Linked DNA regions of Homo sapiens: region 1 is linked to region 2. The links are chromatin loops, found by intact Hi-C in ENCODE. Cell type or tissue: CD4-positive, alpha-beta T cell. All regions are shown on one strand. Region 1 overlaps GRIK4 (glutamate ionotropic receptor kainate type subunit 4). Region 2 has its middle 94 kb from the start of TECTA.

Region 1 (2,500 bases), 260 kb after region 2:
GACGGGGTTTCACCATGTTGGCCAGGCTGGTCTCGAACTCCTGACCTCAGGTGATCCACCTGCCTTGGCCTCCCAAAGTTTTAACATTTTAAACCAAAAAGCAGCCCTGACTCTTGTCACTTGTGGGCCACAACCTCATCACGACCTTAGGCAAATTATTCCACCGTCTGGAATAGTGTCCTCAACTGTAAAATGAAAGGGTTCAAGCAGAGGCTCTCTAAGCTCCTTTCCAGCTGTCAAATCCCCTGCTTTAATGTGCCTGACTAGAAGAGACAGCGCTTACATGAGTGGTCCCCACTTTGCTTAAGTGGATGATGGCGGTCAGCAGTATTGAACGCTCTGAGGAGGAAACTGATGACCAGACTCGTCAGTGAAGAGCAGCAGCTAGCAGGGACATTTGATTTTAGGGAAAGAAATTCAGGAAGGGGCCATCTGGGGAAGGCAGGTCTAAAATCGTAACCCAGGGGGGATGGAAAACCAGAAAAAGCTGGGACCATTAGAGCCACAGGGTAGGTCTCCGGAGAAAGAAAAGGACAGGTGAAGGGAAGCAGAGAGTGCTCCACGCATCCCATGTGCCCGGCTGTGGCATGGGGCGGATGTGCGCCCCCACAGGGGTATATAAATACATTCCCTCCGAGAGAAAGACCTCTCTCCTCTCCCTATTTTTGACTGAAAGTGTTCTTTGAAGAGCTTTGTGTTCTGCCTCTGAGAGATCCCCTCTTTTATCTCCTGGATGTTTGTAGAGTTTACAAGGGGAGGGCAGGCGGGAGCCAGCCTGGAGGTGACTTCCAAAACATACTCTCTTTGGCCTCCTGGAGATTAATAGGGGCCGTGCAGCTGCCACCATTTCTGTCAAAGCCTGAAGGCTTGGCGTGGCCACTGCTCTTCTCCTGGGACATGAGCCTGGCTGGGAGGAAGATGAGCCTTCACAATAAGGCTGTGGTCTGCGTCTGCCTGGGCCCCCTGCTCCCACTCCGGGCTTCCTGAGAATGGCATGAGGAGTGGTCTAACGGCAATACCAGATCTGGGAGCATCCGAAGACAGCAAAGCCTTCTCATCTCCCTCCCTTCTTTTTCAGACAGCTGCTGCCCCCTTTCGGGCAAAATTCCCTCCCTCCCACTCAGCAGTGCCCTAGCACCATGACGCTGACCTTTTTTTTTTTTTTTTTTTTTTTTTTTGAGACGGAGTCTCGCTCTGTCACCCAGCCTGGAGTGCAGTGGCGTGATCTCGGCTCACTGCAACCTCCGCCTCCCGGGTTCACGCCATTCTCCTGCCTCAGCCTCCTGAGTAGCTGGGACTACAGGCGCCCGCCACCATGCCCGACTAATTTTTTTATATTTTTAGTAGAGATGGGGTTTCACTGTGTTAGCCAGGATGGTCTCGATCTCCTGACCTCGTGATCCACCCGCCTTGGCCTCCCAAAGTGCTGGGATTACAGGTGTGAGCCACCGCGCCTGGCTATGACCTCTTGCAGCCTCAGGCCTGCCTCCTCCACCTGGCCTGGCTGCCCTCCCTTACATACAGCCATGCTAATGGGAGGATGGGACGGGTCAGGAGAACTGCCAGTGCCTCTGCTCCTTGCCGTCCAAATGGCCATGTGCAATTTACTTCCCTTCTCTGGGACTCATTTTTCTCCACTGTAAAATGGGGCAATACCAGCCTATCAATATTATGTGAGAGTCAAAAGAGATGATGGTTGTAGAAGAGCCTTATAAATCATAACACTGTAGAGCGCTGCCATATCAATAAGGGGCTATTAAGGCAGTAGAGGGGGTAACTGAACTTAGTTTTCAGTGTGGCTTAGAACTACCTGGACTCGCACTCACTTACCTGTTGTATGACCTTGGACAAGTCATTTATTCAACTTTTTCTAAGCCTCAGTTTGCTTATCTGTAACGCGGGTATAATAAGAGTACCTAGCTCCTACAATTGTTGAGAAGATGAATGAGGCCATGTCTGTAAATGCTGAGCATGGGGCCTGGTTTGAAGTAAGTAGCCAGTAAGTCTTTGCTGTTGGGATGACAATGATGCTGCTGCTGAACTTGACAATGAGGATCATCTTAGCAAGGGCTTATGGAGACCTTATGATGAGTTGTGGGCATGTTTGGAGGCAGGCAGACCTGTTCTGTGTATGTGCAGCCCTAACTGGTCACCGCGTCCCCCACTCTGGCCCCTGCGGCCTTTCCCGGGTGACCTGGAGCACATGCACAGCTGTGTTGACACAATGTGCTTCTCTGGTGTGACCGTCTGTCTATGTGGACCTATGTGGGGTCCAGGCCTCCCAGACCTCATGCTGTCCAGTCCTTTGGAAAACTCTGGGAAAAATCCAGTACCTAGCTTGGAAAGCCAGTCATTCTCCCCAGTCCCTTCCTCCAAACATGATTCTCCTTTGGGGAGAATGAATTAAATGGCCTCTCCAGCTCCCTCTGAATCCTCTTTCAGATCCTCTCTTCTATCTCTGATCAGCTTCCAGATCTTTCTTCTCTGACCTTTTTACAGT
Region 2 (2,500 bases):
ATAATGTATTTTTGCCCAATTAAAATAGGGCAATATCGGTGGATTTTTGTACCCTAAAGTATTCCACAAAGGAATTCAAAAGTTAGGGGGAGAAAATAAAGAATTCTAAGTTTGTTTGTTCTTAAAAGGCTCAAAAGGTCACTATCATTCTAATATGTCTCATTAGAAGTTAAAAATTATTAAATAAACCTACACATAAAAGCATACATATATGAGTAGGTTTATGTTCTTCTTTAGTTAGTACTTTTGGATATATATAACTTCAACTTAGTACTTTTCCTCTAATTTCTCTGTCAGAATGCAGCATGATCTAGGACTGAACAATATTAAATACAGTGGCAAAGCATTTGTTATGAAAGATGCTACATTTGTGTAAGGGATTGTTATTTCGTCCAATAGGAGACTATCTTAATTTCAAAATTATTTCACCATCAGTATCTTATGCTACTGAACAAAACAACAGCTAACCTAGAGGCTAGATGCAAACAGAAACACACAACGAAATGTACAGTGAACATTCTTCCTCCATTTGTTTCCTTAGCAAATAGAATTTGATTGCTGAGTTCTTCATGGAATGATGAGTCTTTTGTATTTTATTTCTATCTATAGACACAGAGATCTGTCCCTCTGCCATGGAGATGTTGTCTTATATGAGAGTCGTATTTCAGCAAACATAATTAAACCATCACAAACAGAGCCTTCCATTAGTCAGAACAGAGTTATTGCCGTTGTGCTGTAGGTGCATGTGAAAGTATTTCACATTCTGCTGGGGGGAAAAGACCACTAAATATTGCATGGGTTTTTCTTGATCAGATTGTTTATTTCTCAACATCTTAAAGAGGTACTTAATTTTTCTTGACAGCTATTTTTGTCAACACATTAGAGAAACGGATATTAAGGGCAAAATTTGCATGGGATGCCAAGTGCTGGTATTTCCTGGAGTAATGCGTACGGTATGCATAAAAATAAATCCCATACTGTTCTCCAGAAAACGTCCTTGGCATTTGATGTGTTTTCTAAAGCTATATTCTCATAATGTCCTGCGTCTAAGGTTTCAGGGTGGTAGTGGGGCGGGGGACCGGAATCATAATTCGATTGGTGTGGTTCAATACACATTTGAGCTTCATGCAAAAATAAACAGCAGACACTAGAGGGCGCTGTTTCATTTCCTTTTTCACTGGACTGTGCTGCAGATGTCAGCGTATGGGGCACTGCAAAATATCATCATGGTCTTCTAAACAGGCCCAAATTGCAATGAAGTACAAGCTGTAGAGATCCCCTGAGTTTTAGGAGAAAGGCTGGGAAGTTCAAAACAGGGTGGATGGTAAATTAATTCAGAATTAGTAAAGAAGTAATTTTTTATTACCCTAGCCCTTCATGATTGTCTTTTGATAATTACTTAATTCCTCTGGTTGAAAGAAATTTTATTAGATTTCAAGCTCCCACTAAATGTCAAATGGTTCTAAAAATAGCTAGAATATTAGACAATGTTAAACAATTAGCGCTCTCAAGTTTTGTCGTTAGAATTTTGAGTAGAATACATACCTACTACTGGTTGAGAAACTAATTACAGAATTCCCAGTGGTCACAAATGTCAGACCCCAAGATGTTTCTTTTGATATCAAACAAATACCAAGTCAATAAGATTCCCAATTAACTTCGTTTTCAACCTTTGCTAAGCATGCACTTTCTCACCCCTTCACCCCGCAAGTAAATCTTTTAGAGCAGCAGGAAAAGGCAATGCTCTGAAGTTATCTTAACATATACTATCATATGGCTTCTCTTTGTAAAAAGAGAAGGGATTGGGTTCGAGGGGGTAGGAGAGTGGGTGGGGTTCCCCAGTTCAAGTGTCTAGTGCCACTTTGTGACATAAGAACATATGAAAAGAAGCTTCATGTTCTTATGTTACCTAGAGGAAAATTAAGGTATTGAGGCATGTAATAATTTGTGTTTCAAGTAGAGAATTAGTGGAAGAGTCAGGATCATCTCTCAGTTCTTCTGCCTTCCAGGAAGTCAACTAAAGGGCCCGTTTGTTTTCAGTTCTGTAGAAGTATTTCTCTTTAATCCAGATAGAAGTGACGGACTCAAAGGCAATGTGAGCACCATCACCACTGATTTCCAGTTCTTCTGCCTTCCAGGCACACGGGATGTTTGTGCTTCCTCATCTCTAAAAGTCAGTTACAGCCATCTGGCTGTCATTGACCAATGAAGTGGGAACAGAAGCGATATGTGTCACTTCAGGCAGAAGCACGGAAGAGCTACGGTGGGATTCTCCAGGCTGTCTTCCCTTGCAAAGGTGAATCTTGAAGCCACACATTGAGCTGACAACATTGAAGGATAATAAAGCCTCCAGCAACTTCCATTCCAGGATGACAATGAAAGCAGGGGCGACTTGTGTGAGTAAGAAAGAAACCTTTGTTAAGTCACTGAGATTGTGGGGGTGTTCTCCTTTTTTGAGACAAAAATCTCATTCTGTTGTCCAGGCTGGATTGCAGTGCCA

What was found. Peaks named below come from ENCODE experiments on the same cell type or tissue, not always from the same donor. Only the 100,000 strongest peaks of a DNase experiment are listed, where the experiment ranks them.
Region 1: it touches region 2 in a loop (12-fold over the local background); 30 of 110 quality-filtered maps call a loop at or near these places.

The regions. Positions count from the first base shown.
Region 1 is chr11:120,932,883-120,935,382 of GRCh38, reverse strand. The region is part of intron 13 of GRIK4 (glutamate ionotropic receptor kainate type subunit 4); the gene reads right to left. Among named protein-coding and RNA genes, the nearest start is that of TBCEL, 90 kb to the left of the region's middle. RefSeq lists an enhancer at 969-1,263. In CD4-positive, alpha-beta T cell, no CTCF peak of the experiment used is centred here; a DNase peak (open chromatin) is centred at 1,092; H3K27me3 peaks cover 276 bases.
Region 2 is chr11:121,193,567-121,196,066 of GRCh38, reverse strand. No RefSeq gene overlaps it. Among named protein-coding and RNA genes, the nearest start is that of TECTA, 94 kb to the right of the region's middle. In CD4-positive, alpha-beta T cell, CTCF peaks have their summits at 952 and 1,154 (motif pointing right); a DNase peak (open chromatin) is centred at 1,156.